Regions from separate parts of the Homo sapiens genome. Here all the other regions are linked to region 1. Evidence: chromatin contacts called from ENCODE Hi-C or POLR2A ChIA-PET data. All regions are on one chromosome and are shown on one strand. The core of a region is the stretch at or near the end of the contact, and the rest is flanking DNA. Distances in the headings are between cores, read along the strand shown. Region 1 holds the start of SBNO2 (strawberry notch homolog 2). Region 2 holds the start of NDUFS7 (NADH:ubiquinone oxidoreductase core subunit S7). Region 3 holds the start of ARID3A (AT-rich interaction domain 3A). Region 4 holds the start of WDR18 (WD repeat domain 18).

Evidence for each region. Hi-C counts contacts between places; a loop is a spot of excess contacts on that map. ChIA-PET counts read pairs that join two places held with the same protein, here RNA polymerase II (POLR2A). Pooled maps may share reads with other maps.
Region 2: a loop to region 1 is called in a pooled map, with 14 times the contacts of the local background. The contact joins the promoter of NDUFS7 here to the promoter of SBNO2 in region 1. A Hi-C loop is called at or near these places in 1 of 37 single-sample maps with no recorded cell type and 8 of 50 pooled maps. POLR2A ChIA-PET finds 5 or more read pairs at or near these places in 3 of 52 experiments (MCF 10A, activated CD4-positive, alpha-beta T cell and activated CD8-positive, alpha-beta memory T cell).
Region 3: a loop to region 1 is called in a map of sigmoid colon, with 1.9 times the contacts of the local background. The contact joins the promoter of ARID3A here to the promoter of SBNO2 in region 1. A Hi-C loop is called at or near these places in 3 of 168 maps with a recorded cell type or tissue (HCT116, heart left ventricle and sigmoid colon) and 6 of 50 pooled maps. POLR2A ChIA-PET finds 5 or more read pairs at or near these places in 2 of 52 experiments (HCT116 and naive thymus-derived CD8-positive, alpha-beta T cell).
Region 4: a loop to region 1 is called in a pooled map, with 4 times the contacts of the local background. The contact joins the promoter of WDR18 here to the promoter of SBNO2 in region 1. A Hi-C loop is called at or near these places in 5 of 50 pooled maps. POLR2A ChIA-PET finds 5 or more read pairs at or near these places in 4 of 52 experiments (BJ, H1, WTC11 and 1 more).

Annotation. Positions count from the first base shown.
Region 1 is chr19:1,172,944-1,175,643 of GRCh38, reverse strand. It overlaps SBNO2 (strawberry notch homolog 2), which reads left to right and starts at 1,376. Exons shown (of 32, transcript NM_014963.3): 1 at 1,376-1,472. LOC102725180 (collagen alpha-1(VII) chain) reads right to left here. Exons shown (of 3, transcript XR_005647046.2): 2 at 1,760-2,625; 3 at 651-1,084. RefSeq lists enhancers at 1,016-1,065, 2,450-2,700 and a silencer at 1,206-1,515.
Region 2 is chr19:1,382,567-1,385,266 of GRCh38, reverse strand. It overlaps NDUFS7 (NADH:ubiquinone oxidoreductase core subunit S7), which reads right to left and starts at 1,360. Exons shown (of 8, transcript NM_024407.5): 1 at 1,325-1,360. The coding sequence starts at 1,340. TRF-GAA1-6 (tRNA-Phe (anticodon GAA) 1-6) reads left to right here and starts at 1,833; the gene lies at 1,833-1,905. It overlaps TRN-GTT2-6 (tRNA-Asn (anticodon GTT) 2-6), which reads right to left and starts at 1,704; the gene lies at 1,631-1,704. RefSeq lists silencers at 1,231-1,290, 1,541-1,680, 1,861-1,990.
Region 3 is chr19:924,716-927,415 of GRCh38, reverse strand. It overlaps ARID3A (AT-rich interaction domain 3A), which reads right to left and starts at 1,381. Exons shown (of 9, transcript NM_005224.3): 1 at 1,357-1,381. RefSeq lists silencers at 412-604, 592-831, 1,252-1,321, 1,412-2,341, 2,432-2,521 and an enhancer at 447-1,207.
Region 4 is chr19:982,745-985,609 of GRCh38, reverse strand. It overlaps WDR18 (WD repeat domain 18), which reads right to left and starts at 1,265. Exons shown (of 10, transcript NM_024100.4): 1 at 1,047-1,265. The coding sequence starts at 1,256. RefSeq lists enhancers at 946-1,125, 1,156-1,305, 730-1,671 and silencers at 1,356-1,445, 2,610-2,865.

The sequences.
Region 1 (2,700 bases), core at 127-2,626:
CAACACACTCTTCAGCATGCAGCCCTCTATGAAGCCCTAGGCAGACATTTCAACCCTCCCAGAGATCCCGCATATTGGAGTGTCTGGTCCTGGTTCTCTCTCCCCTAGACCAGGGGCTTTCTGATGTTGGGACAGACAGCTGAGTCCTCTGTGAGACCCTGGGTTTTCCCAGCTCATGACCAAGCACAGAGCAGCATCGATTAGAAGTCACTGAATGAATTAACAAAGTCATGGAGAAATCAACTCTAGTTTCAGGGGGTTGGAATGGGGGCAGAGGCCTCTGGCTTGTGGCTGCTTGGGTCCAGGGAGCTGTATCAGTATTGTCATGGCTGAAATTGGGCTGGGGAGGCGGTGGTGCCTCCCACACTGGATCTGCCTTCACTGGCTCAAGTCACAGGAAAAGTGCCCTGAGACTCCAGCTCCCCACGCAGGGCAGCCTCCCACCACAGCCACCGAGAGGAGGAGCCCCTCAGGCCCCCGTGGCCCTGCCTGAAAGGATCCTGCTCTCTTGGGGGTAGCCCCTGGGACTTACCCAAACCCCCATGTGCCAGTCACCATGCTGAAGCGTCCAGAACTGTATTTGGTTAGGGAGAGAGATTAATGAACAGAGATAACTTTTCGTGAGAGAGTATGTCTGACAGGCCCAGAGGTGATGATTTTATTTCATTTTATTTTATTTCGTTATTTATTTATTTATTTTTGAGATGGAGTCTCACTCTGTTGCCCGGGCTGGAGTGCAGTGGTGCGATCTCAGCTCACTGCAATAACTACCTCCCAGGTTCAAGCGATACTACTGCCTCAGCCTCCTGAGTAGCTGGGATTACAGGTGCCCGCCATCACGCCCAGCTAATTTTTGTATATTTAGTAGAGACGGGGTTTCATCATATTGTCCAGGTTGGCCTCAAACTCCCGACCTCAAGTGATCCATCCGCCTCAGCCTCTCAAAGTGCTGCGATTACAGGCGTGAGCCACTGCGCCCGGCTGGTGATCGTCTTAGTAGCTTTTGAGGGAGTCTCAGTTTAAAAGTCTCGGGTGAGTGAGCCCCAGTGGGGGACGTGGCACATGCAGAGGCTTGGAGGGGGTTCTGAGGAAGGAGGAAAAAAGGGGATGCTGTACCACAAAGCAGATTCCATTTCACCAGCACGGTGCAGAAGAGGAAACTGAGGCTTGAGGAGGTGAAAGCACATGCTGGGGTCTCAAGAGAACCAGGCAGGGCGGGATTCGAACCCAGAGCCGTAGGAGTCCCAGCCCCTTCCGAATAGCGGAAGGACCTCAAGGGATTGGCTTGGAAGGTGGCCCCGCCCCCGAACCGAGACCACGCCCCCGCAGGTGGAGGCCCCGCCCCGCGGCATGACCGGAAGTGCGCGGGGCCCCCAAGATGGCGCCCGAAACCCGGAAGTGAGCGGCGGCAGCTGCGAGGCTCGGAGAAACAGGCGCCGCGGGCTCCGCGCCCGGCCGGACCCGGGCCCGAGGTGAGGCTCTGGTTGCGACCCCCGCCCCGGCTCCACCGCGACCCCTGCCTGGCCCGACCCCGCTTGTGGGTCCGGCGCTCCCCGCGGACCCCTGCGCCCGGGGCTGGGGGTTCTGGGGGCCGTGGGGCGGGGGCGAGCGCGGCGGGACCCCCGCCCTCCGCCGCGACCCCTTCCGACCCCGCCCTTCGCCGCCAACGTTGACCCCGCGCTGCCCCGCGACCACCGCCGTGAACCTTGACCTGCCCCCCCGCCCCCCGGCGACCCCCTGCCGTGAACCTTAACCCTACCTTCCACGACAACCCTCCCAACCTTTCCTTCCCGCTCTTCCGGGTGACTCCCTGTACCGCGCAGCTTGGTGACCCCCGACCTTTCGTTTTCTGGTAACCCTTGACCCCGCACTCATCGGTGCCCCCGAGCCCCTTGGTGACCCCGCACCCGCTTTTCCTCGGTATCCTGGCCTTCCCTTTTGGGGACTCTCGACTCCATGCGCCTCGTGACCTCGACCCCTTCCTGGGAGTGACCCCCGGTCTCTCCCGCCGCCCCGATTCCTGACTCCAGGCTCCTCGGGCGTTCGTGCCCCTTCCTCCTCCTTGTCCCCGGTCCCAGGACCCTTGCCTTCTCGGCCCCGCAGCGCAGCCCTGTCTCCCTCCCTCCCCTTGCTCCCCGCCCCTCCCGCTCCTGGGGCCTCCGACTTCTCTTCTGGGGCAGATGGTTTTTCGGTTTCTGCATGGAGGTCCCCCGGTTTGGGATGGGGGCTTGCTGATATTAGGTGACCCCGGGGCCGTCTGGGCGGAGTCTGCAGAGCGTGTTGGGGGTGGGAGTGCGGGTCGCATTCAAACCCGGCTTCCAGGGACAGGCGGGAGGGAGGGTAGCGGGCTGAGATGGCCCGAGTGGGGCCCGGGAGCAGCGTGTGTCGGTGAAGGGGAAGCGCAGGCCTCCTGGTGGGTCCTGTCCCCCGTAGGGCACTCTTCCCACCACCCCAGAGTCCCGAAGAATAAGGCAGGTGGGGCCTGGAGGGACCAATCCCCAGACTGACCTGGGGCGTGGGGGGCAGGCGTTGTGGAGAGCCCACCCAGCGCCTCCAGGGACGCCGGGCACGGATGGTGCTGGGGCAGGGACGGTGGGTGTCTCCCTGGATGAACTGATTAACATTCTGAAAAGTTAAAAAAAAAAAAAAAAAATCTCTTAAATGTGTAGCCGGGGCCTCCCCTGGCTGCTTCTTCCCGGA
Region 2 (2,700 bases), core at 111-2,610, 210 kb before region 1:
CTGGGATTACAGGCGTGAGCCACCGCGCGTGGGCCAGGCATTCTTAACAAGGGGCCTGGTGAGGATTCAGAACTGTGAATTTGCTTGGAATAAAAAAATATATATGTCTTTGTTGTCACCAGCATCTTATGGAAAATTAGCCCTTCATTCAATTCTTAGCGTAGGCTGGGTGCCGTGGCTCCCAGCACTTTGGGAGGCTCAGGTGGGAGGATTGCTTGAACTCAGAAGTTCGAGACCAGCCTGGGCAACAGGGCAAGACCCCCATCTCTACTAAAAATACAAAAACTAGCCAGGCATGGTGGCGCACACCTGTGGTCCCAGCTACACAGGACACTGAAGTGCCAGAATCGCTTGAGCCTGGGAGGCACAGGTTGCAGTGATGAGCCAAGATGGCACCACTGCACTCCAGTCTGAGCGACAGAGGCAGACCCTGTCTTAATAAATAAATAAAAAATTCTTAGCATAGACAACAAAATACGGCAGTATTAGCAGGACCTGTAACTTTTCACCAAGCGGAATCACAGATGTTTCCTAGCTATGGTGCAGGGGCTGCAGACGTTTCCGTATCATCAAAGCCTCATTTCCACTCCTCACTCCTTCCAAATCACAGTCGCAATTAGACCTGCCGCTAGATCGCGTTCATAAGGGAAGCACTTAGATTACTAAGTCGCCAATCAGGTTTCAAGACAATCTTTTAATAACTGCCTCTCCGTGTAACTGATTTCCTTGCAATTCTATGGATTTTATTCCATGCATTTAATAACTTTATCTGAGCAGAGGTCCGCAGGCTTCAGCTGATCCCAAAAAAGTCCCTGGAGCAGGACAGGCTCTGCGAGAGGCCCTTACCTCCCAGGGGTGGGGAGGGAGGTGGAGGGTCCAGCAGGGTGGCGTGGATGTCCTGGGTCCTGTTCCTTCCCAGGCCCGGCCCTGTGACCTCGAAGACCCTCAATGGGCCTCAGTTTCCCAGCCTGTCAGGCAGGCCCCGCTCTCTCCAGGGCATCTCAAGAGCAGCCTCGCGGGCCGTGCCCTGGTCTCGGGGACGTGAATGGGGCCCCTCCAGCCTCCACCCCGAGCGCCTTCCTGAGGCTGGAGGCTTGCGTCATGACCTACCGGGCCTCGGTTTCCCCGACTGTACTCTGGACGCAATAACGGCGACCGTTCATCGCAAGCCGGGCGGGGAGCCCGAGGAGCGGCCGGCTCGGAGAAGCCCGGAGAGGACCGCGGCCACGACGCCGGCACCGACCCCCGACGCCACCACGACACCCGAGGCTCCCACGGCCCCAGACCCGCGCGGCCCCACACCCGCCGCCGGTGCCGCGCTCACCTGACAGCACCGCCATCTTGGCCTCGGCCTTCAGACAACCTCTGAGGTCCGTTCTCCTTAGCGCTCCGGGTTCCCGGGGCCGCCGCCCAAAGCGGCTCGGAGCGCATGCGGAAACCGGAACCTGGAGCCGGGAGGTTCCGCTGCGCTTTCGGCCTCCGTGGTCGTGTTGCGCCGTGCACCCCCAGATCACCCGAGGCGGAAAGGTCATCGGAGTGCGCACGTGGGGGCCGCGGGTCTGCGGCGGACCGACAAAAACAGAGGCGACACTCATTTTCTTGTTATTCCAGGAGGGCAAAAGTCACCACGCGTCCCTGGGTGGGCTCGAACCACCAACCTTTCGGTTAACAGCCGAACGCGCTAACCGATTGCGCCACAGAGACGACACTGCGCTCCGGCGCCCTGGGAGACCTTACAAAGGATGTGGGGCCTGCTGACGCGAAACGACTGCGCCTGCGCAGGGAAGGCGCAGCGCGGGACGGAGTCCCGGCGAGAGCGACTCTGCCGCCCAGCCGAAATAGCTCAGTTGGGAGAGCGTTAGACTGAAGATCTAAAGGTCCCTGGTTCGATCCCGGGTTTCGGCAGAAGTTTTAGCGCCTCTTGCGATCACTGATGTCTTTCGTTCAGGATTGGTCCAGCTGCCTCGCAGCTATCCCGGACCCCTTACCGCAACATCACCGCATTCTGCAGAGGAGTCGCCGCGATGTGGACTCATCCCAAAGTAAGGGGGCTCAGACCTCACAACCCCAAAGCCTCCTCTTCCCACCCCTAAGAGGTCATAATTTCAGCTCAAACTTCCCCCTTCCCTGACACACCCTCGATTTTCCATCTTGCTTAAATTGATAAGTTTACAACCAGTACTAATGATATAAAAACTAACACTAAACACCCAAACTAGCAAAACAGAGTTTGCAGAACGCTTTCTGCATGCATATCATTTAATTTTCACAATTCCACTGGAGGTTTTGTCTGCCTGTTTTATGATTACAAAAACAGAGGCAAAGGCCGGTGCGGTGGTTCACGCCTGTAATCCCAGCACTTTGGGAGGCTGAGGCAGGCAAATCACCTGAGGTCAGGAGTTCAAAACCAACCTGGCCAATATGGTGAAACCCTGTATCTAAATCCCAGCTACTCGGGAGGCTGAGGCAAGAGAATCACTTGAATCCGGGAAGCGGAGGTTGCAATGAGCTGAGATCGTGCCACCGCACTCCAGCCTGGGCGACAGAGTGAGACTCCATCTCAAAAAAAAAAAAAAAAGAAAAAAGAAAAAGAAAAAGTAAAGAAAACAGAGGCTCAAATTAGGTGAACACAGGTGACTAGCAAGACTGGGGGCCCCTTGAGGACCACAACAAGTGTTTACTGAATTCGTGCCATGGGCT
Region 3 (2,700 bases), core at 132-2,631, 250 kb after region 1:
GGTGGGGATCCCAGATTCCCCCCTAGGTCAGGGCTGGGTGCCCCCCCATCGCCGCCATAACCCTAAACTAGCTACGCCCACCCCCTTCAGACCCCTCCCCCCAAGAGCCCTTTGTCCTCGACCCCCACCCCCATTTTATGACAGCCCCAAGGGAGAGGCTGGGACGGGGCGCTGGGTGGTCGTTGGACCAGGCAGGGGTGGGGGGCGGAGGGATCCTGGGCCACACCCTCCTCCCCCCAGGCCTCCGGAGAGAGGTCACCCGCTCGGCGCGGGCCTTGCAAAACATGGTTATTTAAAGAGTTGTGCAAGGCCCCGGGCCCGCGGGTGGCGAAAGGGGCCCCTCACTCCACGAAGGGAAGAGGAGGGGGAGGGGCGGGGCAGAAAGCTGGGGAGGGGGCTAAGAAAGTCCTGGGTTGGGGGGGCCTGGAGGAAGTGAGAAAAAAACTCAAGAAGGAGAAGAAATAAGAAGACAGAAACCCTGGTCCGGATTTCAAAGGCTTCTTGGAAAGCGGCCGATTTGCATGGGGGGGGGAACCCCTCCAGCCCGAGCGCCTAAAAACGGAAGATAATTGAACCCGCCGCCCGGGGCCGGCGCCGAGCGTTGGAGTTGACAAACGCGCGCTCCCAGCGCTTCCTGCGCCCGCTTTTGTGTCTGGGGGGCCCTGAAACGGGTCAGGGGGCTCTTCCTGGGTATCCCCGCCGAGGAACCGGGCGCCCGGGCCCAACCCACCCCGGCGCCCGGGGGCCGCGGTGTCTCCCCCGGGGGCCCCTCTCTGCGCTGGGGCGGACACTTTATAAATAAACCAGCCCGGCTGGGGAGGCTCGCCGGGAACTACCCTCCCTCCTCTCTGGGCTCCCGAATAAATCCCTGATTTCGGGGAGAAAGAATAAAAATGAAATAAAATATCGGGGTGCAGCCCCCCGCGCGCGCGCAGAGACCATTTCCTTCCGCTGGGGAGGGGGGGGCGCGCACTCGCGACCCCCGATCGCCCCTGCTCGCCCCTGAGCGATTGATCCAGTGGGGAGTGAAGTCTCCAAGCGGGGTGCAGAGAAAACTCCCCGAACCCCAGCCCGCCAGGGCCGCCTTCCCAGTCCGGGACCCCCACCAACATCTCCGCCCAACTTTGGGGACCCCCTTCTTTGGCTTCCAGGACGCACTGCGCCCACCCCGGCACCGGAACCCGCGCTGGGAACGGCCAGCGCGCTCCCCAGCCTTACCGCGCAGGGCGGCTCGTAGTGGGGCGCGCGCCCCGCGCCTGGGGTCGGCCTGCCCGGGCCCGCCTGGCTTCCAGCCGCCGGTGCGCGCCGCTGGCTCCCGGCCCCCGACCCACGGGGCTGTGCCGCGCGCCGACTCACCGAGCCGCCAGCCGCGTCCGCGTCTACACCCCTCCGCCCGATTGGTAAGAGGCGCCCCGCGCGCGGCCGGCCCCCGCCCCGCCCCTCCCCCACCCCCAGACAAATCACCAGGGGACGAGTCGCTCTCGGATGCAAATACCTGGCCGGTGATTCAGCGCCGCGGCCCGGGCGCGGGAGGGCCTCGCCAGGGCTCCCCACTTTTCCCCGCACGCCCCCTCGCCCCCCTCCCGCGGTCTGACGACGCGCAACCAGCCCGGGGGCGCTGGGGAGCCGGGCAGAGTGGACGGAAATTTTCAGGTCGCGGCCCCTTTAAAGGATAATAAATAATAAACGGGAAGGGGAACAGCGCCGCGGGAGGCCCCGCCCCCGGCCTAGGGACGGTGGGCAAAGTGCGCGACGCGGCCCCAAGCGCAGAGGGTGCCGGGGGCAGGGGCTGGGGCGGGAGCGCCCCGGGGGAAGAAGAGGGGACTGACTGGGGCTCCGCCTGGGCGGGCTGGCCGGAGGCATCGGAGCCAGATCCGGGACCAAGTCTCTTCCCTTCTTACGGAGCACCTACGCTGGGCCTCGTGGACTCGGAGTTTCACCTTCGCCCCTTAGACGGAGAGACCCTGAGAGAGTGACTTCACTCTCCGGAGCCGCCGTTTCCAAGTCTGAGAAATGGGCTTGAAAGACCCGGTGCAGAGCTGGGCGGGCGGCGTCGGAGGGAGGGAACCAGGGTCCCGCCGGCCTCCCTCTGGGGAGGGACGGGCTGCAGACGGGGGCTCGGCGCGGGCGTGGGGAGGTGCGCGCTGGGACCCGGAGCCCCTTTGTGAAACCAGGACGACCCTGCCCGGCCCGGCTGTCACCAGCGTCGGGAGCTCGGCTGCCCACCACCCCCCCGTGAAGGTGGTGATGACTTACACGGTCTGAGCGGTCGCTTGCCCAACCACGTGCCCCGCGCCTCCCTCCAGGGAGGTCCCTGCACGTCTCCAGCCCTCACTCCTCTCTGTAGTTGGCAACCTTCTTGTCGCCACTGCGCAGAGCAGGAAACTGAGGCACCGAGCGGGGTGCAAGGAAGGCGGTCGGGAGGGGGACGCGTGCTCTGCAGGGAGCTGTGTGCGCGGGAAGCGACCCCAGGGGGCTAAGCGCAGAGGCCCAGGCTCCAGCCCGGACGTGAGCCCCAGGGGAGCCTGGAGGGCGGGCAGGGGCCACCCCGGGGGACCCTCACTTGTGGAGGGTCTCTGGCGGGCTCGGGTCCCCGGTCCTGAGTGTTGGGGGCGGGGTTGTAGTCGTCTCCCTCCCCTTTCCCTAGACTAGCACACGGCATTGCAACTTTCTCTCTGTCCTTCCACCTAGTTGCACCTC
Region 4 (2,865 bases), core at 16-2,515, 190 kb after region 1:
GTACAGGAACAGAACAAAGAGGATCCAGAAGGACACTGGGGCCCAAGAGCCCAGTAGGCTTGTGCCCCAATCCTTCTATCCATAATGTCCAACCTAAGACCCCAAGCCTCAGCTTCCTCCTCTCTAAAATGGGAAAACTCAGCCGGGCGTGGTGGCTCACGGCTGTAATCCCAGCACTTTGGGAGGCTGAGGTGGGCAGATCACTTGAGGTCAGGAGTTCGAGACCAGCCTGGCCAACATGGTGAAACCCTGCCTCTACAAAAAATACAAATGTGGGCCGGGTGTGGTGGTTGGTGCGGGCCTGTAGTTGCAGCTACTCAGGAGGCTGAGGCCCGAGAATCGCTTGAACCCTAGAGGCAGAGGCTGCAGTGAGCCGAGATCGCACCACTGCACTCCAGCCTCAGCGACAGAGTGAGACCCTGTCTCAAAACTAAAATAAAATGGGAGAAATTTATGAGTTGTGTGTAGACTCCATCAGGCAATGCTGGAGCACAGAGCCAGTCCCAAGAGATCTCAGCGGGCACACGGGGGAAGCGAGTAGCTTCAGGGACTGGCTGCATTTGGGCTTGGGAGTAGAGGGGAAACTGTGGGCGACGGTGAGTATCTGTTGCTTTATTGGAGGAATAAACATGAGTTTCCTGCGCCACCCCTTCATGGGAGACTCCCCCAGACCTTGGTCCTTCTCCCTTTTCCTCCAGAACCACAACATCCACAGAGCTCATAGGCCCCTTTTAATCAAATTTCGCGCTCCAAGAACTCGTGCATGCGCAATTGCCCCAAGGGACCCCCCGGAGCGTCTCCCATTTTCCCCCACTGCCCCCATAGCAGCTCAGGCCTGAGCCCCGCGCGTGCGCAGAGCGGCCTAACAGGTCGCACGTATCTCCCCAAAGCCCCCAGACCCGCGCATGCGCAGAGCGCCCGAACGGAGACCACCTCCCCTCCCCACGCCAATTCCGACTAAGGGTGCACGCGGCCCCCACCAACCCATCCCCCGACTTCAGCCTCGGGCGCCCCATGACCCCAGCAGCGAGACCGCACCGCCGCACCTTCCGCTGGAGCTCCCAGGCGCTGATGTAATTCTTGCCCAGCTGCGCCGCCAGCAGATACTCGCCATTGAGCAGCGCCAGGCCGCGGGGTCCCGCCTGGCCGCCGCGGTAGGTGAGCAGGTTGGCGCCCGAGTGAAGTTCCCACACGATGCAGCTCCACATCGGGGCCGCCGAGTCCGTACACACGGCCACCTCCATGGGCGCCGCCATCTTGCCTTCCCCACCGCCCCGGACGTGCGTCATCATGAGCGAGACGCGGACGACTGCCCCACGCGGGCCAGAGCGGCGGCCCCGCGGCCCCAGCGGGTGGCCGACCCGCGCATGCGCCCGTGCCTCGGAGAGAGGGGCTTTCTTGTGAAGTGGGATTTCCCGCTTACCTGAGACTCGAGGGTCGCGCGGCCTGCTTAGAGATCTGGGGAGGCGACTTCTTCCAAGGCCCAGGGTCTCCGGCGATCAGTTAGTAGCTCTAGAGCCGGGGTACCTGACTTGGCCTTTTCCTCCTGGGCATTTTTGGCCAAGTGACTCAAGCTCTTGGATTCATTTATTTTTAAATGTTCAAATAATAAAGTTCCGACGTCACAGGCCTAAATGACACATTGCGCCTAAAAGAGAGAGCGCACACCCAGCAACATGGCTAGTTGGCGATGAATACATTGGAATTCACTGCTTCCTTATTTATTTAGTTTTGTAGAGCCAGGGTCTCACTGTCCTGCCCAGGCTGGCCTCGAACTCCTGAGCTCAAGTGATCCTCCCAGCTCGGCCTGCCAAAGTGCTGGGATTACAGGCGTGAGCCACCGCGCCCGGCCCAGTGTTTCCTTATTGGTCGACATCTGCCTCCCCCTTGACCCCTCTTTAGGGGCCTCAACATCTAAATTATTAGTCGGATAGCTTGGTGTAGGTCAAACAAGTCGCCAGTTCTGTCCGAGCCAAGCAGGGTCTAACTTCATGTCACGGCTGCCCGTCACGGACCATGTCTGAAAACGGCATTCAAAAAAAAAAAAAGGCCGGGCGCTTTGGCTCAGGCCTGTAATCCCAGCACTTTGGGAGGCCGAGGTGGGTGGATTACCTGAGATCAGGAGTTCGAGACTACCCTGGCCAACATGGCGAAACCCCGTCTTTACAAAAAGTACAAAAAGCCGGGCGTGGTGGGAGGCTGAGGCAGGAGAATCGCTTGAACCCGGGAGGCGGAGGTCTCAGTGAGCCGAGATCCCAGGCACTCCAGCCTGGGCGAATGAGACTCTGTCTCAAAGAAAAACATATATCTATTATTTATTTATACTAAATATATATCTAGTAGAGATGGGGGGTCTCACTGTGTTGCTCAGGCTGGTCTCCAACACCTGGGCTTAGGCCTTGGCCTCTTAAACCGCTGGGATTACAGGCTTCAGCCACAACGTCCGGCCTAAAAACAGTATGATTTAAAATGTGCAATTAGTTGCCAACCCCTTAAAAAGGGATAAAAAGGGAGCATTCATTTAAAAGTCGGGATTTCCGCCCGGGGGTTGCAGCTGACCTGGGTCGTGTGCCCTCGAGCAGCAAGAGGCAGGGGCTGGAGGCTGCATGCGGGGTGCGGTCCCCGGAGGCGGTGCGACTCCTGGTCCGCGGCTCCCGGCGGAGGGCACGGCCGGGGCAGGAGGCTGGTGCCAGAGCGTGCGGCGCCGCAGCCCCGCTGGCCGCCAGGTGGCAGGCGCGAGCCACCGACCCCGAGCCCAGGCCAGAGGGAGGGCGGCCCCGGGGACCCGCCTGGTCGGCAGGAGGGGCCGTTTGAGCGGGGAGCCAGCGACCCCCAGAGAACCGTGTGCGGGGCAGGCCCGTGCGA